Linked DNA regions of Homo sapiens: all the other regions are linked to region 1. A link is a loop called in an ENCODE intact Hi-C map of the cell type or tissue named here. Cell type or tissue: OCI-LY7. All regions are shown on one strand. Region 1 has its middle 27 kb from the start of LARGE1-AS2. Region 2 holds the start of LINC01640 (long intergenic non-protein coding RNA 1640). Region 3 overlaps LARGE1 (LARGE xylosyl- and glucuronyltransferase 1).

Evidence for each region. Peaks named below come from ENCODE experiments on the same cell type or tissue, not always from the same donor. Only the 100,000 strongest peaks of a DNase experiment are listed, where the experiment ranks them.
Region 2: it touches region 1 in a loop (8-fold over the local background); 3 of 110 quality-filtered maps call a loop at or near these places.
Region 3: a loop joins it to region 1, with 9 times the contacts of the local background. A loop is called at or near these places in 3 of 110 quality-filtered maps.

Annotation. Positions count from the first base shown.
Region 1 is chr22:33,187,128-33,195,127 of GRCh38, reverse strand. It overlaps a transcript of LARGE1 not described here. Among named protein-coding and RNA genes, the nearest start is that of LARGE1-AS2, 27 kb to the right of the region's middle. In OCI-LY7, a CTCF peak has its summit at 3,342; DNase peaks (open chromatin) are centred at 2,387, 2,747, 3,517, 4,727 and 2 weaker places; H3K4me3 peaks cover 3,350 bases; H3K27ac peaks cover 5,379 bases.
Region 2 is chr22:33,108,332-33,116,331 of GRCh38, reverse strand. LINC01640 (long intergenic non-protein coding RNA 1640) reads right to left here and starts at 7,803. Exons shown (of 4, transcript NR_134617.1): 1 at 7,707-7,803; 2 at 7,099-7,229; 3 at 5,689-5,923; 4 at 38-124. It also overlaps a transcript of LARGE1 not described here. RefSeq lists an enhancer at 4,894-6,093. In OCI-LY7, no CTCF peak of the experiment used is centred here; DNase peaks (open chromatin) are centred at 3,511 and 4,661; H3K4me3 peaks cover 1,086 bases; H3K27ac peaks cover 4,018 bases.
Region 3 is chr22:33,266,730-33,274,729 of GRCh38, reverse strand. LARGE1 (LARGE xylosyl- and glucuronyltransferase 1) reads left to right here. Exons shown (of 15, transcript NM_133642.5): 15 at 106-2,221. The coding sequence ends at 303. Among named protein-coding and RNA genes, the nearest start is that of LARGE1-AS2, 110 kb to the right of the region's middle. In OCI-LY7, CTCF peaks have their summits at 100, 313 (motif pointing right), 2,834, 3,035 and 2 weaker places; DNase peaks (open chromatin) are centred at 329, 1,669, 3,169 and 3,889; H3K4me3 peaks cover 4,038 bases; H3K27ac peaks cover 5,921 bases.

The sequences.
Region 1 (8,000 bases):
ATATGACGGTTCTAATAACTTGATACAGGCACATATACTACACCACTTCCTGATAAATGCTTGAACACAGATTTTAAAAAATAAATAGTTGGTTAATTTATTCCTTTAATGTATTATCCCCTTAGCAAGCTGAAAAACCTTGGGCAACTTTAGGGTGTTGACAGGGTAGTTAAAATATCGGAGCAATGAGTTGTCTAGAGATTTGGGGAATAGCAGATGGTTAAGACTCTGGGCTGAGAGTCAAGAGAAGCACTCTTTCTATCAACCTAGGTGTAATGCTGACTGGTCTGGCAAAAGTCACTCCTTCACTCTGGCTCTCTATTCCCCTTTCTGTAAGATTACGCAGTTGGAATATGGAAGTTTAGGAGTCTTCCAGCACTATCATTCCGTGTCCCTGGCATCTCAAGAATGTGGCCTGCAGGGTGGGGCTTGAGAAGAGGCCAGAGAAGAAGCAACAAACCAAACTTTGTCTACTTCCAAGGCCCAGTTTTGACCCTTAATCTTAGTAGAGACTGCAAGAAGTGGATGGACAGAAGTTCTTAACATTCAATGTCAACTTCTCTTAATATCTATACTAAAAATATTTCATATAACCCAGACATTAGGCTCAGAAGAGACTAAAATCCAAAATTTAATCAATTGAATAAACTCTCCATCTCTAAACCTTGAAAATCAAATTGATGGGATAGGAAAATGACAGCTAAAAAAAACTTGGCAAATGACCTTCTGTCCTTAAGTCTGGATATCTGAGGAATGACTAAGAGTTCATGCCGTGCAAGTCTCAGGTAAGTTTATATGTTAAGGACGATTGCAATAAAATAAGCCATTTATCTTTGTTTAGAACTCTTTTCAAAGCACTTTCTTCTGCAATTAATTTATGCCCATAACAACCCCAGGAAACAATTTCACCATAACTTTGGACAAAGAAACATATTTCATTTAGCTATACCATAGATTTTGAAACAGAAGAAGTCAAATTGGGGCCAATTCTCTTTTAGTCTTTATGTAAATAACTGTGAATTATAAAAAGTAAGTATAAAAATTTATGACATGAATAATGCAGACAGTATAAAATTTATCATATTTTGTTAAATAATATATTGTTTTAATAATGTGACATCTATGTTTTTATATATATGTAAAATTATATATAAAATATAAACATATATAACATATAAAACATAATCTATAACATATTTAATATATATAACATATATAATATATAAAACATATATAATATATAAAACATTATATATAATATATAAAAACAATATATATAAAACATATGAACACATATATATATAAATTACTTTTTATAGTCTCACTCTGTCACCCAGGCTGGAGTGCAATGGCAAGATCTCAGCTCACTGTAACCTCTGCCTTCCGGGTTCAAGCAATTCTCATGCTTCAGCCTCCTGAGTAGCTGGGATTACAGGCATGCACCACCACACCTAGCTGATTTTTATATTTTTAGTAGAGATGGGGTTTCACTATGTTGCCCAGGCTGGTCTTGAACTTCTGGCCTCAAGTGATCTGCCCACCTCATGCCTGACCTCCCAAAGTGCTGGGATTACAGGCATGAGCCACCGTGCCCGGCCGACATCCATATTATGTTAACCAGATGTGTAATGCACTGTATAGCACATTAATGCATTCTGATTATCTTCCTGATTTCTTATATCTATCTCTGCTTCTTTCTTTATCACTCTACTCATATGTGATTTGCTGTGATGTTCCTATTTTATCATTTCTTCCTTTGATTTCTTTACTGTCTCTCTTTTTGCTTTTCTCAATATTCTTTGAATGGTTTCCTGCCCATTCGTTCCTTAAACTCTCTTGCTTTTTCACTGATTATAATATTTTTAAAAAGTAATAAAATGGGTTGTACTTAGTGATTTAGGTTAAAATATCCAGAAATTAACTAAACTATACTTTTTTCATTCCTTTGTCTACCCACACTCTTCTCTCTCAGTCTCTCCCTCTTTATTCTTTTTTCCTCATTGCATCCAGAGTATTACACACACACATACACATACACACACACACATCATAAACAGAATCAGAATAAAGTTATATGTGAAAAATAAAAACAAATAAAATGAAAAGTAGGACAATGGAAAAATTAAAATGCAACTTCAAAATGTTAATTTATTAGTTAATTGATCTTCGACAAAGATACCAAGAACACACATTGAGGAAAGTACAATTTCTTCAATAAATGGTGTTGGGAAAACTGATTATCCACACATGAAGAATGTAATTGGACTCTTATCTCACCCCATACACAAAAATCAGCTCAGAATGAATTAAGGTCTTAAATGTAAGACCTGAAACCGTAAAACCACTAGAAGAAAACAGAGAAAAAGCCTCTTGACATTAATCTGGGGAAAGATTTTTTGAATATGACCCCAAAAGCACAGGCCACAAAAGCAAAAATAGACAAATAGGGTTTCATCAAACTAAAAAGCTTATGCATAGTAAAGGAAATAATTAACAGGGCAAAGAGACAACCCATGGAATGGAAGAAAATATTTGTTAACTGTACATCTGATGAGAGGTTTATATCCAAACTATGTAAGAAATTCATACAATTCAATAGCAAGTAAACAACCAGATTTTTTTTTAAGGGGAGAAGAACTGAAAAGACATTTCTCAAACGAAGACACACAAATGGCCAACAGGTTTGTGAAAAAAATGCTCAGCATCACTAATCATCTGGGAAATGCAAATCAAAGCCACAGTGAGATGCCACCTCACACCTGGGATGGTGATTATGAAGAAAGTTCTTTTAATAGGCAGTGGTTCCAATAAAGCATCAAGGAGATTTGAGGGTTGAGTTAACACACAAGTGAGATATTCATCAAAACACCTTTCGGATGTCTCAGTTCCTTCACCTCTAAAAGGGCAAATAATAATTCCTTTTACTGATGATACTCTTAATGATATGTAAAACTCTTCCACAAAATTTTATGTAGTCACTGCACTTGCCTTTCATAAACAATAGATACTAAGATTAGTTTTTAAGGTAGTTTTCTTAAAATCAGAAGAGAAAATGAAAAGATTTCTAGTTTGACCCTTAATCCAGGGTTGGAAAATAAGAAGTATATTTAGATATGCTTAATGTTCAGTTTTCATATAAGAATCTTCAGAAAAATATTTCTGATTATGCTTGAAGTCATATAAGAGCCCAGTTCTAAAAGGTTTAAGGATTCAGTCTGTGTTGATACACTAGTGGGGAAAATCTATGATTAATGTGCTTAGTGAACACATCATAAGAAATATGTTTCCATGGTTGGTTCTGTTCAATTTTAAATTTTTATGATTTTAAATATTTTAGTTCCTGTAATGTATTTTGGACAAAGAAACATGGACGCTGAAAGGGCCACTCACCAATGCCTACATGACCCTTCTAGAAACCCTGTAGATTATGTTGTGGCACTCACAGAGTTACACTCATGTCTGTGCTCACCTTGCCAGCACCACTGGCCAACATTTCAACAGCACCTGTAACTCTGGGGGCAGAGTGGTATTATGGGTGAAACCACGGACTAGGAATCTGAGGTCTCCTTTTAGTTCTAAATTTATCTGATCTCACCACGAAGCCCCTTTGAAAACCAATGACATTATTTCAAACACAGGGATTCTTGAACCTGGTTGTGCATCAGACTGACCTATGGGCTTTGCTAAACAGGGACCTCATTAAACATGTTAGTTCCTGGGCGCACCGCTCCAGAGATTCTGATTCAGAAAAGCCAGAGAATAGCCAAGATGCGATTTTATTTTTACTGTCTCTGTCAATGGTTCTAATAATAAGTAAATTTAGGAACTGCTGTTTAAATTCTTTTTTAGTTGTAGCAGAATGTACTTTTTACATAACTGTATCTGTTTCCATCATCATATCCCAATATTCATCTTTAACTCTCTATTTTATGTAATGAAACCCTATGGGCAGTTGTGTAAAATAATATTGAAAAAACATCTTATGAATGTATTCAATAATTCATTCAGCAAACATACATAAACTGTCAACTATGCTACACACTGTGAGAGTGCTTAAGATACCACATTGAAGAAAACACAGACTCACAGCCTAGTCAAGGAAACAGGTGTTTAAAAAGAAAAATTACAATTCATAATGCTAAGGGCTGTGATAAAACTTAGCACAAGGTGCTGCTATTACCAGGGTGCAGAGGAGAGAGTTTTACCGAATATGGGAAAGGCAAAAAAAGATTTCCCAGGATACAAGATGCTTAAGTTGAGCCTTGACTAGAAAAGAGAAAGTAGCAGTGAAGGGAGAAATGCATTGAGTATAAAATGCATGATTTCAAAGTCAACTATTTCTACCTTCTGCTTATTTTGGAGTCTAGGAATCCCTGGTTTCTATGGAGAACAAAGACCAAGAGCAGTAGAAGGAGATATTGAAAAACGTTCATCCCCACCAAGATCTGCATTTGTGGTGAAACTGATCGGACCCCTCCCAGTGCCCTTCTAGCCCATTGTCTTCAAGGAAGCCCTTTATAATACTCAGTTCCATTTCCATTTCTCTGGTGAAGGATTCACCTGTACCATCCCTAGTGTGTACCACTTTGGTTTTGAATTTGAGCTGTTTCAGAGCTGTGCAAATGTGGGTATTATGAGGAATGGCATCCATATGAGAAATAAACATGCTGTGGCCAAGGATGGCTATGAGCAGGAACCGCCATATTGCAGCTGGAGTGGTATTGCAGCTGCAGAAGGAGCTGTATTGCAGCTGGAGAAGGAGGACGTGGTCTGGCTGTAGTCTAAGCCATAGGAATTAAAGTCTGAAGAAGGAAATATTCAAACTCTGTTCTTTTTATGTACTCTATGGAAATTAAGAAGGCTGGGGAGTAACAGTACTCTTCCCAGTCTCCAAGAAGACCTGGTATTAAGAGCAAATCTTACTTTCCCAATTCTCTACATAATCCCCCCAGCACTATTGAGCTGCTGCTAAAAAAAAAAATGTTTTGTTTATACAGTGCTATCACTGCAGAGCTGAAAAATACTAACCAAGCTACACATCTATTCTCATTGCTTACTGCTAATTCAAGTCAGTTTTAAATATTAATTATCTCATAAAAGTATGAGCATGGATAATCCCAGTAGTGTAGACAGATGAACTAGCCTGGCTATTCCCTGGGGTTGCCCTTTGTCCCTTTGGACAACTTCTTGTGAATTCTGGTATCAAAAGCTTAGATGCAGCAAGCCTGGCTGTCCTTGCTGTGCCCTCTCCCTGCGATACTGTTACCTCCTCATACTTGTTTACCTTCGACTCCTAACTCTGGATCTGGGGCATATTGCGATGAATATTCCTTGCTTCTGTGAATGTGTGGAAAACTGATGGAACAGTCTGTGCCCTCTCTTCCCAGCTGACCATCTCACCACTCCATTTCCACAATGCTCTTTCCCACATGCCAGCAGCAATGGGGCTTGTCCTCCATCCTTACAACCTCCATATGGGGAATCATGTGGCAGTCTTCATTATTGGAACCACTCACAAATTTTACAAAGATCTGTTAATCTTGGAGATCCTTTCTCTAGTTAGGGAAGTAGAGGTCATGTGGTTATCCCTTCTTTCAACTAGAAAGCAGCGCAATAAAAAGAGTGAGTATCGTGAGTGTGTGTATGTGCGTGTGTGTGTGTGTGAATCAAGAAACTCAGAAAGAAAAAGGCAGAATGTCCAAGATTTTTCCACCATCAGATAACTGAGGATGATTTAGTCATCCATCACCACCTTGACTAGGGAATTTAGTGAGTTTGTTTGTCTTGAGGAAAATCCAAGTCACTGTGTACTGGCCAAGCCATTACAATGGGAGCATGGGGGACTTCATTCTGGGACGACAAAGCCAGCATTGTATGCATTTGCCTCCTCTTGGCATGGCTGTGCTAATTCTTATCAGGATGTTGTCCTGTGAGGCACACCAACGGCTACTGTAGAAATGAGAAGAAAGGTTAATATTCCCACTCTTTCCAGCTTTGTGGACCTCTTGGGATCTCAGATGCTCTTAAACCATCAATATGGGGGTTGCCTGACTGGCCTGTATTGCCTAGTCTTTCTGGCTCTGCCCAGGGATCATAACTTTACTGGGCACCCAACCCTGGCTGAGAGTGCCCACACCTTGTGTCCACGATCACTGAAGCCCATTGGGTGGACAATGTTGGCGACCACCTTGACATAGCCCATGACTGCGCCTATTTTATAGGTTACTGCTGACAGGCAATAGAGAGATGCCCTTGTCCCACAACCTCCTGCAAGTGCCTTCCTGGAAGTCAAGAAACTCAAAGCAGGCAGATCCCCTCACATGAGATCCAAATTGGCAGTGGTCCAGCTATCATATAGGGTAGTTCAGAGTATGAGTGTGGGCAATAGGACTCCCATGAGAATGAGACTGGCAACTCCTCCAGCTCCAATTGTCATTATATCTAAGCAAGTGATTCAGTGCCTGGTTCCCTTCTGCTGTGTGCTTGTATTTAGAGTCCAGATGGCTTTAGTCAACCTCATTGTTCAGCCATTGAAGGTGCCCTGCAGTGACCCCCACCTTAGTTGTTGCTTTAGCTACTCTTTGTAATGTTCTCTCAGCCCAGCAGCTTGAGGATGATATGAGTCATGCATCCTCTATTGGATGCCACAAGAGGCTGCCTATTGTTGAGTAGCATTTGCAGCAGGCCCGGTGTGAGCTCAGTCTTCTGTATCCCATTTCCCCTTAATGATGGACCTGTGTTGTACCTGCCCCTCCTTATTTGTTGGGATAGAATTGACCCGGTTCAAAATGAGCAGATTGGGCCTCAGCAACATGGTGGGTTCGTGAATTATGCATCCTGTCTCCATTAGTGTCCAGTAAGAGTTTCTCGTTAATTTCGTGTCTTAGTCTGTCTGGATTGCTATAACAAAATACCATAGGATGGGTGACTTATGAACAAGAGTATTTATTTATTTATTTATTATTTAATTATTATCAGCAAAAACATTTTCTTTTTTGGAAAAAATTTTTAATTGATGCATATAAGTTGAGTATGTTTATTATATACAATATGATGTTTTGAAATATGCATACGTTGTGGAATGGCTAAATCAAGCTAATTAATATAGACATTACCGCACACACTATTTTTTTGTGGGAGAACACTTGAAATCTATCCTCTTAGTGATTTTTTTTTTTTTTTTTTTTTTTTTTTTTTTTTTTTTTTGAGACGGAGTCTCACTCTGTTGCCCAGGAGAGTGCAGTGGTGCGATCTCAGCTCACTGCAAACTCCACCTCCTGGGTTTACGCCATTCTTCTGCCTCAGCCTCCCGAGTGGCTGGGACTACAGGCACCCGCCACCATGCCCGGCTAATTTTTTTTTGTATTTTGTTTCGTAGAGACAGGATTTCACTGTGTTAGCCAGGATGGTCTCAATCTCCTGACCCCGTGATCTGCCTGCCTCGGCCTCCCAAAGTGCTGGGATTATAGGCGTGAGCCATCGCGCCCGGCCTCCTCTTAGTGATTCTTAAGACTACAGTGCATCATTATTAATTATAGTCACCATGTTGTACAATGGATCTCTTGAACTTATTTCCCTTATGTAACTAAAATTTGCTATTCTTCTACTAACATTTCCCCACCCCATCCCACCTCACTCCCATCCCTGAGCACTGGTAACTACAATTCTACTCTCTGCTTCTATGAGTTCAACTTATTTAGATTCCACATATAAGTGAGATCATGCAGTATTTGTCTTTCTATTTCTGGCTTATTTCACTTCACATAATGTTCTCCAAGTTTGTACATGTCACAAATGACAGGATTTCCTTCTTTTTAAAAGCTGGATAGTATTCATTATGTACATATACCACATTTTCTTTATTGAGCTTATTCATTGATGTGCACGTAGTTTGATTCCATATCTTGACTACTGTGAGTGATGCTGCAATGAACATGGAGGACCAAATACTTCCTCAACAAATCGGTTTCATTTCCTTTGAATTTATACCCAGTCGTGGG
Region 2 (8,000 bases), 79 kb after region 1:
GTACCTTAAGGTTTGATCTTAGGTGGCTGGAAAACAGCAAATCTCCCCTCCTTTTGCAAAACGCCCTGTTAAGGATGGAGGGTTAGGAGTGCCAGTCGCCATCGACCTGCTGCAGTCAGAGCTCCTGCGGGAAAAGAAGGTGGATGGATCTGAAATATGGAGAGAAAGACGGTGTCCTGCCATTGTTTAAGTCCCTAGGTCCACCCTCGTCGATGTCCACCTTTGCCTGGCATCTGGAATATAAGATTGTTTTTTGGGTGCTGTCCTAGGACACCTAGTGTATTAGTTTTCTAGGGATGCCGTAACAAAATACCACAGACTGCATGACTTAAACAACAGAAGTTTGTTCGCTCACAGTTCTAGAGACTGGAAGTCCACGATGGAGGTGTCAGTAGGTTTGGTTTCTCCTGAGGCCTCTCTTTATGTCTTACAGATGGTCACTTTCATGCTGTGTTCTCACACGGCCTTTTCTCTATAGGTGCATCCCTGGTATCTCTTTTTTTTTTTTTTTTTTTTGAGACAGAGTCTTGCTCTGTTGCCAGGCTGGAGTGCAGTGGTGCAATGTTGGCTCACTGCAACCGCCGCCTCCCAGTTCAAGCAATTTTTCTGCCTCAGCGTCCCGAGTAGCTGGGACTACAGGTGTGTGCCACCATGCCCAGCTAATTTTTTTTTATTTTTAGTAGAGACGAGGTTTCACCATGTTGGCCAGGATGGTCTCCATCTCCTGACTTCGTGATTCCCCCGCCTTGACCTCCCAAAGTGCTGGGATTACAGGCATGAGCCACCTCGCCTGGCCTCTTCTCTTCTTTAGAGGGACACCAGTCATATTGAATTAGGGCCTCTCCTTCATGGCCTTGTAGATTCTTTTTTTTTTTTTTCTTTGAGAGGTAGTCTCACTCTATCGCCCAGGCAGGAGCGATGGAGAATGGGTTTCACCATCTTAGCCAGGCTGGTCTTGAACTCCTGACCTCGTGATCCATCCTCCTCATCCTCCCAAAGTGCTGGGATTACAGCCGTGAGCCACTGTGCCCGGCCTGGCCTTGGAGATTGTTAGTAGGAAAATTCATATCCCCCACTTCTCATGTCTGCATATGCTAGGACTGCAACTGGAATATTTTTGAGCGCTTTAAAGGCCCTACTTCCAAATATGGTCATAATGGGGGGTCAGAACTTCAACATGTTAATTTGGGTGGGTGAGAGGCACAATTTAGTTTGTAATATCTACTATCCCACAGATGTAAACGACACACACCAAACATTCATCTATATCTCCCTCAGTTCTGAACTAGGTAGCAAATGAAAATAACATTTTTCAGGACACCAAGACCCTTCACATAGACCAAGGTAAGGCATATGAATTTAATTCCAAATACAATAAGAAAATTTCAGAGTTTAAGCAGAAAAGTAACACAATCTGATTTATAAGGATTACTCTGGCCATTGCATAGAACATCTGTTTTAAATTACTAAGTCTTTTTCAAGCCTATGTGACAAGATTCTGTTCTAAGTGCCTTAAAATGGTATGTTTTGTCCTCACTACCACTCTATGAGATTATTATCCTCATTTTGCAGATAAGGAAACTATGATTCAGGCAAGTGAAATTACCTCCCTAAGGCCACAGAGCCACTATCTGCCAATGCCAGAGTTCACACCCACTATGTTTAACTCAGTTAAATGTGAACCTGGCATAGAAACACATTTATGCAGTTGCTTCAAAAGTAAGGGAAGATACACAAGAAACTATCAACAATATCTGTCTCTGGATGATGAGTTTTTTTAGGCATAATGCAGTGTGAAGAAGTAGCAAATAGAAGTTAAGAGCTGTGTTGTGGAATTTATAGATAATAATAACTAAACATGGGCATAAGCATGACTATTTTCCAGGCACTATTCTGAGTGTTTCACAGGTGTGAGCTCCTTGAATTCTCAGAACAGATCTGCCTGCCCTGGGAAGTCCGTTCTTTTTCTTCTAATGAACCTTGCTGGGATAAGTTATGTTGTCCTAACAAGACAGGATAGAAATACTACTGCTACCAATTATATTAATATCAGCTATTAGCTATGAGAGAGCAGGTACTATTATAAGCATTTAGCCTCTATTAGCTAATTTAATCCTTGCAACAGCCCATTGTCACTATTAAGATCTCCAGTTTTCGGCCGGGCGCGGTGGCTCACGCCTGTAATCCCAGCACTTTGGGAGGCTGAGGCAGGCGGATCACGAGGTCAGGAGTTTGAGACCAGCCTGACCAACATAGTGAAACCTCATCTCTACTAAAAAAAAAAAATAGAAAAATTAGCTGGGCGTGGTGCTGTGTGTCTGTAATCCCAGCTACTTGGGAGGCTGAGGCAGGAGAATGGCGTGAACCCGGGAGGCGGAGCTTGCAGTGAGCCAAGATCGCAACACTGCACTCCAGCCTGGGCGATAGAGCGAGACTCCGTCTCAAAAAAAAAAAAAAAGAAAATCCCTAGTTTTCAGAAGAGGAGCTGAGGCACACGGCTATATGGCTTGCCCAAAGACATAAAGTTAGTAAGTTGTAAAAGAAGATTTTGAACGAGAGTGTGGTTCTAATGTCTAAGCACACTTCAGTCTACTGGGAGAGAGAATTTGAAACTCAAGTCAGCCCAACCAGTTGGGTCCTTATCCTCTGTAACAGTTGAACCAACTGAGGCATAGGGAGATTAAGTAACTTGTCCAAATGAGCAGGTCATAGAACAAGCTGTGCAACTCTGGGCAAGTCACTTAAGCTCTCTTGGTCTTGGGCTCATTAGTTGTAGAATGGGTAAGTGATAATATGCACACAAGTTTGGGTGATAATTAAATGACGGCTGGGTGCAGTGGCTCACGCCTGTAATCCCAACACTTTGGGAGGTCAAGGCGGGTGGATCACCTGAGGTCGGGAGTTCGAGACCAGCCTGACCAACATGGAGAAACCCCGTCTCTACTAAAAATACAAAATTAGCCAGGCGTGGTGGCACATGCCTGTAATCCCAGCTACTCAGGAGGCTGAGGCAGAAGAATTGCTTGAACCTGGGAGGCAGAGGTTGTGGTGAGCTGAGATCATGCCATTGCACTCCAGCCTGGGCAACAAGAGTGAAACTCCATCTCAAAAAAAAAAAAAAAAAAAGATAATTAAGTGACGTAAATATACATAAGGCTCTAGACTTACTTCCTGCCATATAGTTGGTGCTTAAAATAGTTTCTATTGATAGTTTGAGTCTTAAAATGAGCATATATTCCTTTAAAACCTACAAAAACAACAAAACATTTATATTTTGAGTTGAACCCTAACATGTCATTTCTCTGAGCAACGAGACTTGAATGCATTTAATAGAGCATGACATTCTCTCACTGTATCTTCATTTCTCTTGGATTTTTATTTCCTCTGACCAATTTTAACACCTGCCCTCCTGACATGATGATTGATTTTCCTGGCAGAGAAGACAGAGACAAAGAGGACTACGGTTAGGGGTGGTACTTCTCCTGTGGGCTTTTTGTACCAGACTAAAAATAGCTTTTTCACACATCTGTGCTGCTTGCAGGCTTTTGTTTCCTGACCCTCTTCAAAAGGACTCCAGCCTGCTTGCCCCACCTGTTCACCATTTGGACACATTCTCTTTGTGTCCTAACTCTCAGAAGAGCTCACCAAGAGAGCACATTGACCTCTTTACACAACAACCCTTCCTACCTCTCTCTGTCCTTCCTCACCAGGACTATTTATACCTTTTAAACAAGATTTCAGTCTTGAAAAGGGCCTTTTCTGGCACTCACTGTCTATTCACTTATTTCATTCATTTAAGCAGCATGCCCCGAATGCGCCCTGTGATATTTGCCAACATGACTTCCACTACTAACAATGGTAATAGTCGCTTCCATCTTGCCAGCGCATACGATGTGGCAGATGCTGTGCTATGCGCTGTATATGCATTCTCTCGTTTAATCCCCTAAAAACTCTAGGATGCACATACTATTACTGTCCTCCATAAACAATGGGGAAAAATGTGAGACTTAACTCAGTGAAGGTTAAGTAACTTAAGTGAGGTTAAGTAACTTCCTTGAAGCCATAGCAAGTGGCACAGCCATCCACTTTTCTCGATCCCACTTTTGTCTTTCTGGCTCAGGCCACCACCCATCCTCTGGACTAGTTCATCAGCCTCCTAACTGGGCTGCCAGCTCCAGCCTTGACCCCCTGCAAACTATTCTCTACACAGGCACAGTAAAGTTTTAAAAACACATGTCAAGCTATTCCCTTGCTTAAAACCCTTCAATGGCTCCTCCCTTCTCTTGGGATAATGTGCTAAGTCCTTATATGGCTTTGAACCCTCAGATCTCAAGCCTTCATTTATTTCCCATATTCTACGTTCCAGCTATATTGGACTTTATTTGTCCCCAGGCCTTCCACTGTCTGTTCCCTCAGTTGTAACACTCTTCCTTGCTTTCCACTGTCATTCCTGGGAGAAAATAAAGGCATCTCTCTTGCTTCCCCGCCCCATAATTCCTCCAGAAGCACATAAATTCCTCAGTAATTTCATGCATTTATAAGGTTTCTATTACATCATTTATTTCATCACAACCCCCTACAGATGAGGGAGCTGACCTCAAGCAACCTTCTCAAAATCAGAGTTCTAGCAAGAGGCAGAGGTGGGATGCAAATGCATATGTCTCTCTGACTCGACACTGTGATCTTTCCTCTGATCTTTGTTGCCATGACGTTTTTTGAGGTTAAAAACAACAGTAGATAAATGAGTCTGGACGGGGGGAATTGTCAGTGAGGCTGAAATTAATCCAATCAGCTAGGGGAAAGGAATCTTATCCTATGCCTTTGGGGGTGGGAAGGTCAGGAGTTGGGCTCCAGCTGCAGAGTGGGTTTCTGCTTTCCAAATTAGGGTCTTTTCCTTGCCTACCTTTGTGTGGCTATAATCATAGAAGCTGTTTTATTAACGCCCTTGGTAAAGCCCAGCAAGATGATACATCCTTAGCAACAAAGGGTTAGCTGGGGCCAGTCCTACGGAGTCAGAGTCTCACAAGGGACACTTGGAGGAGAGCAGAAAGGAAATCCACCAAGGAAGCGGCGATCCTGAGAAACCAAGGTTCCAGAAATGGGCTTCAGAGGATTCTTACCACCTCTCCCCCATCTCTCCTCAACCCAGCCCTCACCCATTCACTTGGGGAAATTAGGGAGGTTTGATAATAACTACAACCAGCTCCTCCTAATTAATTGCCAGGTCTCAAAAGTCACTGGTGCCTAGTGGTATGATAAAAGGCTTAGTGTCTTTTATCTGTCTTGGGCCCCACCCAGTTTGGCATTCTTTAAAGCATGCTCAACACACATCATACAGCTTGATCTTTATATAAGCCTCCTAAAAGCAGAGCTTTTTTGTTTACCTCTGCCTCACATGGAATTTTCCCCTTTGTTGTTTTTATTATCTAAGCGATACATATTTATTATGAAAGAAATAGGCCAACAGAAAAGCAATGACTCAAACCACCATCAGCTTGGCATTGTGACTGATGACCAAATCTGCCACTACAACAGAATGCCAAAAACCTCCTGCCAGATGGTAAACAACTAGAAGAACCAAGTCTGCAGCCGTGCATGGTAGGAAGGCACGGATTGGGGAGTAGCCCCAGTTTGGACTTGGACTTGGAACCAAATTCCGCGCTGTGCGAACTGTGCAGAAATTCTTACTCAGACCGTTGGAACAATAAGGACATCTGTTGGCCCACATAGCAGGAAGCTTCAGGATTGGCTTTATCCAGTGGTCTCTGTGATGCTCCTGGCCATTCCCACCGCTGCACCAGTGTCACGCACAAGCTTCTTGTGAGGTGGCTGCAGTATCCCCAGAACTCATATCCACACACAGCAATGTCAGAGGATCAAACTGGCTCCTGCTGATGCTTTCTCCAGAGAGAGAGGACAATATCTGCAGAAGCCCCAGAAAATTTCCCCTTGCACCTTTTTTATTCAAAACGTACGCTCATTTCTGAACTAATCCCTACAGCTGGCAGGATGCTCTGCACTAATTGGCTTAGGCCTGAATTCTCCCACTGGAAATGGAGATGTGATTTCTGTGACTAGCTCACATTAATCAGGCCCCACCCCTGCAGATGGTGTGGGGTAGACATTGCAATGTCAATAGCAATTGTCTGGCCTTGAACAGGTTATTTAACTCCTCTGAGCATCAATGTCCCCACTTAGAAAATGGGAATAGTCAGACAGTTTTGGTGGTGGACAGTATCTGAGATAATTTATGTGAAATGACAAAATTTGATGCTGAACACTTAGGGGATGAGTAAGCGTGTTAGTTCACTTTGCATTGCCGTAAAGGATTCCCTGAGACTGGGTGATTTACAGAGAACAGAGATTTATTTGGCTCACGGTTCTACAGACTGTGCAATAAGCATGCTGCTGGCATCTGCTTCTGGTGAGGGCCTCAGGAATCTTACAATTATGGCAGAAGATGCAGGTGGAGCAGGTGGTGTCACATGGCAAGAGCGGGAGCAAGAAGGAGAGGAGGAGATGCCAGGCTCCTTTAAACAACCAGATCTCCAGTGAACTCATTATTGCAGGGAGGACACCAAGTCATTCTTGAGAGATCTGCCCACGTAATTCAAACATCTCCCACTCCCACTAGGCCCCACCTCCAACATTGGAGATCACATTTCAACATGAGATTTGGAGGTGGCAAACATTGAAACTATATCCATAAGTGAATAAATGTTTGATAAAATCCATTAATTAATTAATGGTAACTTTAGGTAGCAATAAGCAAATAAAGGTACATTTCCTCATCCCCTTCTGGCTGGACCTTTTGGCAGGCGATGACTTAAGAAGGTCCTTGAATCAGGCATGGTGGTGCATGCCTGCAGTCCCAGCTAGTCAGGAGGCTGAGACGGGAAGATCACTTGAGCTCAGGAGTTCCAGGCTGCAGTGTGCCATGATCATTCCTATAAATAGCCACTGCACTCCTGCCTGGACAACAGAGCCAGATCCTGTCTGTTAACTTTTTTTTTTTTTAATTTAAAAAAGAAAGTCCTTGAAACAGAGTTAAGCATGTCAAAAGTTTGCCAGAGAAAGCCCCAACTTTAGCAACCAAACCTGGCTTGTTAGATGGTAGAGAGATGGGGCTCTGTGTTGAGACTTCCTGGGTTTGAATCCAGAACCTTCAAATTACTGGCCAGGTGACCTTTGAAATGTGACCTCCTCTCCCCAAGCCTCAGTTTTCTCCTCTGTGAAATGGGTCAATAAAAGGCAACCTTCATTGAACACAATGTATTGGACAGACATTATTTTAAACATTTCACAGGTAGAATTTTATTAAATCCTTTCCACAACCTCATCAGCTTGACACTTTTATTACCTCATTATAAAGATAAGAAAACTAGGTCATGGGGAGATTAAGCTACTTGCCTAAATGTGGAGCCAGGACCTTAACACAAATAATCTAGCTTCAGAGCATGCATTCATAATAATTAAATTCTACTGCCTCTCAGTAATAATAGTAGACACCTCAGGGGCTTTTTGTGGTGATAAATGACATAATACATATGCAATGCTCAGGAGGCTCAGCAACAGTAGTATAATTGCTAATAATAATATTAGTAATTATTATTATTACTATGTGGAGGTAAATGATGTTTCCACATAAGCTCAAAACTTCCACCCCATTGTCAGAAAAATCTTCGCCATAGAGTTGATGTACTTACAGGATTCTACTAGTTCCCCTGTTTCCAAAGAAAAACTTCAGCTTTCCCTGATCCATCCCCCAACCCCCATCCTTCCTGCCCCACCGTGCACAGGGATGAGGCTGCTCACCCAGGTCTCTGTGACTCTGTTCATGTCATTACTTGTGATGGAACAACAGCTCTCTTCCCACCGTGCTCATGGGCAAACTCCTTTTCCTTCTGCAGAAAAACCACTCCTTCTTCTATGCCCTGGGGTCACTGGGGAGAGCTCTCCACTAACTTGAGCTGTAATCACTTTCAGTTGCACGTGTCTGT
Region 3 (8,000 bases), 80 kb before region 1:
TTATCAAGTCATTCATTCACTAGCCATTCAATCATTCGCTTGGGCCTTCATCATGCATGACCCTCGGCTCTTGCGGGTTCTCACGCTGCTCTTGTCTTCTTCCAGGAGTATGAGTTCATTGTGCTGCCCAACGCCTACATGATCCACATGCCTCATGCCCCCAGCTTCGACATTACCAAGTTCCGTTCCAACAAGCAATACCGCATCTGTCTCAAAACCCTCAAGGAAGAGTTTCAGCAGGACATGTCCCGCCGCTACGGCTTTGCTGCCCTGAAATATCTCACAGCCGAGAACAACAGCTAGCACCAAGAAGCCCACCACTAGGGGGAGACATGCTGTAGGGGAAGTGCCACTCGCTGTTTGGGGCCCGGCCTTCAAATTCAAAATTGAGCCATGCTTTTTCGGTTTGTTTTTATTTATCTCTTTGGCCCAGCCAAGCTGCCCTCACTACAGAGACCTTGGACAAGGATCCAGCCAGTCCCTCTCTGCCCCACAACCCTGCATTCCCAGAGGTTAGCTATGCAGCCCACCTAGATGAGTCTCTTCAAGAATGGGAAATCAAGGGGTGACAGGGAGTAAAAGGGTTATCATCTTACTGCAAAGCCACAAGATCAGGGCAGGGCTTTAGGATGTTCTGGATGCTTTTTAATAATTATGCTTCCCATCATAACTGGGGAGAAAGGGAAGTCAGGGTTCTAGGGGTTATTCGTCCCAGGAAATAGAAGTGAAATTGTCTTTATTAAGTGAAAACTTTCCCCTTTGCCCTGCAATGTAGCTGGGCATTCAAACGGAGGGCAAACCGATGATCTAAACCAACCACTTGGAAAAACCCAATGGGGACATTGTAACCAGAGGGTCCTGGAGGTGGGGTTGATGGGTTTCCTTATCCCCAAAGTCACTCCTGTTTTGTTTTGTTTTTCTTTGGGGGTTTTGTTTATTTTTGGGGCTGGCAATCCAAAATAGAAAATCTGATCCTTTGAGGCTCTAAAGGAAAATCAGCTGCCTCTACCAACCACCCTCTATCAGCAGTGGCCCAGGAAGGAGGTCAAGCATCTTCGGCCGATATTTAAACATGGGCAGCTTCCTTCAGGATGATCACCGAGGCTCCCGTGACTTTGAACTCCCTACTCTCCAGAATCCAGGGGCTATAGCGATGGGGACTGCGGAATTACGAGGGCTGGCTGTTTTACACCGGTCACATTTTCTATTGGCAGTGACTGATTCATGGGAAAGGGCTTTGAAGGAACTACTTCAGTGCACACACAAGGTACGAACCTCTCAGGCCTTTCGAAGAACTTTCATAATTCATGAAAGCCCAGTTCTGAAGATTCACGTATCCATCTGGAGACCTACAGGAAGAAAGTGATTGGGTTCCTCTGGTTCTTGCCTGCTTCACTGTGGATGGGAAGAGGTGACAACCTCAGTCTCCCTTTGGGACCTGTCCAAGGGTAGGCAACCACCTTCACCTTCACACAGATTGAGGAGACACTGGACTTTTTACCCATTTTCTTTAATCTTCAATATTAATATTGTGTTTACATTGATGAGAACAAGAGTTAATGCCCTACCCTCTGCTGGGCTGTTTGTATTGAGTTGCAATGTGACCAGCGAAAGCTGCATTTAATAAATGAAAGTACAGACTGTTTCTTCCCCATTCCCCTCCCACTCTTGCAGGAAGCTACTGAGACACACCTTGACATAGAGAGCTAAATTGCAGTGGATAAACAGCAACTTCACACTTTCTGTTCCCCCATTCTATTTTTCTCATCATTTGAACTTTAGCCTTTTTTTTCCCCTTTTGCCTGAAGTTAGATCCCACTCTGTCTCTAACTCAAACCATCTTCAAGTTTTCCATTCCGCATCTTTCTCAACACTGGAGCCAGATGTTGTCTTCTACCAGATGTGGGCTAGGAGGGTAAATCCTGGTAATCAATTGTAAAGGGAACATCCCATCCTTGGGCCTGGTAGTCATGTGGGACCCTATAGCAATCCGGTTTGTGAGATCACTCACGATGTTACATGCTCAAGTGGATGTTACACGGAAATTTATACAAGAATTAGGAAAATTACCATTAGGACTAATTTTTGCATAGATCTAGCTAGGCTTATGTATGTATGTAAATATATATGTAGACAGAGCATACAAGTATATAGCCTATATACAAAGCATTTATAAATAAAAAGTGACATATATGTATAAAGCAGAACAAAAATTTTGAAAGTACATGTCAAAGTCCAATTTGTTCAGTGGTGTGCCAGGCCAGCTTCTACATGCTCACAAGGCCTTTTTGGGCATATTTCCAGTTTCCACGTTCAGTGATTCCTCTGTCCCCATCCCCAAGAGCTAGTTGTTAAATATTTACCAGCAGCATATCATTGACTTTCTCTCTCCCCTGTGTACACACAAGCACACACAGACAGATACACAGATACAGAGGCACTCACTAATTTCTCCTCCTTCCCTAGAGAGGACCACTGTTAGGAGATGTACACATACCGATACAGGTTTTGAATTAATCATTACCAGCTACTTGAGCCAAGTGAAAACCTGATGGTAGCACTGGTTCCTCAATGTTAAAAATCCATTTTTAATTCCCTAAAGCCTTTTTATTTTTAAAATTTTGCTTGGCCCCTGACTCATGCCCAGCCACCTTGCTTTCACTTGCATTTTTATGGGCGTAGCTGGTGACCATGTAATTTGTCATCTAAATCGGGTCACTTCTGAGAATGAAAGGTGCTAATTATTTTTACACAATAGGCATAAACTAGAAGATGATGTACCTTCACGTACAGTGAATTTATTAAGGCCAGAAACTGATACTTCACACCAACAGGAGAAAATCCTATTTCCCCAAAGACAGGTGCCTTACACTGTAAGCCAATCTCACTGAAGGCTGGAGCTCAGACATTGGCGGATGCCCAACTTCAACAGAGAGGCTGCCAACCCAATGGAGGCTGAGGTCCGCAGAGCCAGCAGCCTGCATTCCCAGAACTTACACTGGGAGCAGCAGTTCACTGCCAGCCCCAGCTTATGTGTGGGGAGCTGTAGCCATTTGGGCAGAGGTAATTGCAAAAGATGTTGATTTCTTTGCATCAATTCCCTGGGGGGTAAAACAGGCCTTTAAATGTGTCACACAGATGTTTTCATGCTTAAATAAGCCAATACTAATCTTGGCTTTCAGTTGAGAGGAAGGACAAGGTTCCCTCATTTGGTCCCCTTAACAGTCAGTGTGGAGGGGAACTGAGATGTTTTCAGTAACCACTATGTGCAGAAGCCTTTGGCAGGCATGAGTTCACCGAACCCTTGGAGCAAAACTGCAAAGTGGATATTAACATTTCTACTTGGGGAACCTGAATGCATTCTGTGTAATTAAGTAACTCCTCCAAATTCACATGGTTAATATATGGCAGACCTAGAATTTAAATCAAATCCTACTTCTTTGAATCCAAAGGCACATAACCTGCAATGCTACTTCCTTTCCCAATAAGAAGGAAACAGATATGAAACAGTGACAGACAAGAGAATTTGAACCTATGTAGGAAGATTCTTGGATTTCTAGTCTTCTTCCTTCAACATCCATCCAATAACACACACAGTCCAGACAGCAATCTCCTAAAATATGCCAAATCTTGCTATGCTCATGGACTTCCTGAAAATTAATTTGAAATAGACCTGGGTGATCTATAATCATATTCAGACAGCTGGGTTCCACTCTAGGGGATAGTAATTGATTCTCTGAATGCTTCTCCTGGGTTGTTTCTTAGATTACATGGCTCAGGTAGAGACACTAAGTTTTAAGCTCTCCCTTGTACCCTGACTTAGCATGCTGCTTCAGAGTGATCTCTCTGAATGTGTTGAGCTGATTTACAGAGCACATATTTGCTGAGTTGACTAATAGCCTCTTTGTGCCCCATCATGAAAGGACAGACCCTACTTTAATTCTGTTCCTTTCAAAGACTCTACTGTCTTTGAGTTAAGGCTTCATTTGTGGTCACCAGGCCTTTAGGGAGCTCTGTGTTAGTGAAAGAAATGTGATTCAAATCCCCTCTCAGACACAGCTCCTTCACACTCTTGGTAGAGATAATAAGAACTACCCTTTATTGAACCAAGACTTCTATGGTAGTTGGCAATGATGGATCCTCACAGCTATGTTATAAAATAAGGGAGGTATTATTATCCCCATTATTTAGCTAATAAAACTAGCTCCCAGAGAAATTAATGTGACTTGCCCAAGACCACACAGGCTGCTAATGGAATGCCAGAATTTGAACCAAAATCTGGCTGGCTTCAAAAACCCCTGTCTTTCCACTAAAATGTGCTACTGCCTTCCCATACAATACTGAAATCAGCTTAGCTGCGAGGCTTGTACAGTCGTATCTTCATGTACTTCATATACTTCGTTTTCCTCATTTTTTTTAACCCTAAGGGTTTATTATTCAGCTTAGTGCCATTCAAGTTTATGAAATGTCACTTATCTGCCATATGCATTCTAAGAGGTTTCAGACCCATAGGATCTAATGTCGGATATACCATGATCTTTGTTTCCATTCATTTAACAAAACTCCTTTTAAGAAGTGTCCTTTAATTTCAAGAAATAACTGGTGATATCCAAAAGGAGGTAATGGGGGTGCCACAAAAATGTGGGGTTTCTGACTGTGAATATTTAATGGATTTGGTCATTGGTTTGTTGTAACACATTCGTATAGTCTTTTTTTTTTTTTTTTGAGACAGAGTCTTGCTCTGTCACCCAGGCTGGAGTGTAGTGGCGCGATCTCGGCTCACTGCAAGCTCTGCTTCCCAGGTTCACACCATTCTCCTGCCTCAGCCTCCCGAGTAGCTGGGACTACAGGCGCCCGCCACCACGCCCACCTAATTTTTTGTATTTTTAGTAGAGACAGGGTTTCACCGTTTTAGCCAGGATGGTCTCGATCTCCTGACCTCATGATCCGCCCACCTCGGCCTCCCAAAGTGCTGGGATTACAGGCGTGAGCCACCGGTGGCTCAGGTTAATATAGTCTTAAGAGATAATGTCTTCTGGAATGAAAAAATGTCAGGCAGTTCTGGGAAAGTGTTTCCCAAGGTGTCGTACCAAGGCCATCTGATCAATGAGGCCAGGACAATGTCATGAAATGATTGACAGGGCTCACTGAGAGCAAAGCTTTGACAGATTCCTGGGTAAGTGGTGCTGAAGAAAGAAAATAAGGGCTCTAGTGACATCAGTAATTTCACTGCACTTTTTATCATTTTTTTCTGAATTCCACAAGTAATGTATTGAGCATCTACTCATTGGTGGACATTATGAATGCAACAGTGAACCAGGTACAGTCTACTTTCATGTAAGTGCAATTCATTAGACAGCAGAAAAGTAAACAGATAATGCCAAGGCTGGTTTCACCTTAAGACTTTCACAGAAACGGTTTTAGTTTTGTTTTAGTTTCATTTATTTTTGAAACTGTAAGTTTGAAAACTAACAGGAAAATTGCAAGGATAATACAAATAACTTTATCCCTTACATTTAGATTAACCATTTGTTAACATTTTGCCACATACTCTTCATAGTTTTTTTCCTCAAACATTTGAAAATGAATTGTAGATACCATGCCCCTTTAAATTTAAATACTTTAGTGTGTATTTTTTTAAAACATAACATTGTCTTGTATAACCAAAATACAAGGGTTAAATTCAGAAGTTGTTTTGTTAGTTCAGTGTTTTGAATGAAAAATAAACATGCATACACAAGGCTATGCATATGTCTGTATGCATATGTAATTTTTTGAGTTTATTAATGTTATATAGCATATTATGTGACAAAATTTTATGGCAAGTAGTGCTAAAAAGCCAGATTCAGAAGGTTTACCATCCACATGTATACATTTCTGAGATGATTCAATATGTGGGTCCCTAAGGCAATGTGTACTATAATATGTCACTAACTTAGTCGCCTTATTACCAGACAATGAAAGTGATTATTTTCTACCTGCTTAAAAGTTTTATAACAACTAGGCCGGGCGCGGTGGCTCATGCCTGTAATCCCAGCACTTTGGGAGGCCGAGGCAGGCAGATCACGAGGTCAGGAGATCGAGACCATCCTGGCTAACATGGTGAAACCCCATCTCTACTAAAAATACAAAAAATTAGCCGGGCGTGGTGGCGGGCACCAGTAGTCCCAGCTACTTGGGAGGCTGAGGCAGGAGAATGGTGAGAACCCGGGGGACGGAGCTTGCAATGAGCCAAGATCGCGCCATGCACTCCAGCCTAGGCAACAGAGTGAGACTCCATCTCAAAAAAAAAAAAAAAAAGTTTTTTAACAGCTATTAAGATATTCATCAGTTTCAGTTGAAATGCTTTTTGTGTTAGAATGCGTGTTTATTATGTGTGGATATAAATGTGAACCTTCATAGTTTTTTTAGTTTCTCAGATATGCAAGGAGAAAAGATACATCAAAACGGCGATGTAAGAATTTTTGACTTTTGCGGGCCGGGCATGGTGGCTCACGCCTGTAATCCCAGCACTTTGGGAGGCTGAGGCAGGCGAATCACTTGAGGCCAGGTGTTCCAGACCAGCCTGGCCAACATGGTGAAACCCCATCTCTACTAAAAATACAAAAAATAGCCGGGCACAGTGGCAGATGCCTATAATCCCAGCTACTCGGGAGGCTGAGAGGAGAATCGCCTCAGCCCAGAAGGCGGAGGTTGCAGTGAGCCGAGATCGCGCCACTGAACTCCAGCCTGGGCAACAGAGCAAGACCCCGTCTCAAAAAAAAAAAAATTCTTGAATTTTGCCATTATGTATGGGTCCACATAATCTAGCTCATTAATATTCCAGCTTTGAATCTTCACCCTCCCCAAAGATTATATAATACTTAGGTAAAACTAAGTGACTTGGTTCCTTTCCCCATGAATGTTAAGATCAACATTTAATATTGAGAAGATCAGAAACATCTTCTACGTAAGTGATAGAAAACTGCGTCACCCTACTGATTCCAGCACCAATGCAATGGGAGCGCATAGAGGCCTCTTTATGTGCAGCGGCCTAGCAATCGGCCTCAAGGTAAAAAGCTCCACTTAGAAGTCTCTGAGAAATGCCTCTGTTTTCTTGGTGGTCCCTGGGTACTGGGTCACAATCGGCTGATCACTCTCAGACCCCCGAATCCCAGGAAAACCTACGTAAGTGATGCCTTCTGCAGTCTAGTGCATCTTGTAGTAAGCGAAAGGCAATTCTGAGCTTCACAATTTCATTAACTCTGAGTTATTTGAACATAACCCATGTCTAATTCAGCAGAAAGAAATTGATGGAAGACTTTGATGTAATCCTGTCCTTTGACAACAGATCTGCCTTCAACGTTCTAATATTGTTCAGAGCTATCTTTAAGCAATCGCAGCTACCATTAATGGAGCCCTTGGGCGCTGAGTGCTAAATTTGTTGCTTCCGTAGCTTACAGGACTCCCATGAGAGAAGGGATTTTTTGGGGTTTTATTTGTTTTCTTTTGAGACAGGGTCCCCTCTGTCGCCCAGGCTGGAGTGCAGTAGCACAATCTCAGCTCACTGCAACCTCTGCCTCCCCGGATTCCAGCAGTTCTTGTACCTCAGCCTCCTGAGTAGCTGGGATTACAGGCGAACGCCACCACACCCGGCTAATTTTTGTGTTTTTACTAGATACAGGGTTTTGCCATGTTGGCCAGGCTGGTCTCGAACTCCTGGCCTCAAGTGATCCACCTGCTTCGGACTCCCAAAGTGCTGGGATTACAGGCATGAACCACTGTGACTGGCCATGAGAAGATATTATTTACTAGACGAGGAAACTGAGGCTTGGTGAGATTGAGTAATTGGTGAAGCCACAAATCAAACTCTTTTTTTTTTTTCCTCTGACTCCAAGACTGTTCTCTACAGCTTCCTGAATGGGAGTGAAATGAATGTGAGGTATAAGGACAGGGAGCATGGAGTAAATCAGCAGACAGGAGTCTGTTGGTTGGCCTCATATGATGTTCCCAAACCCGTC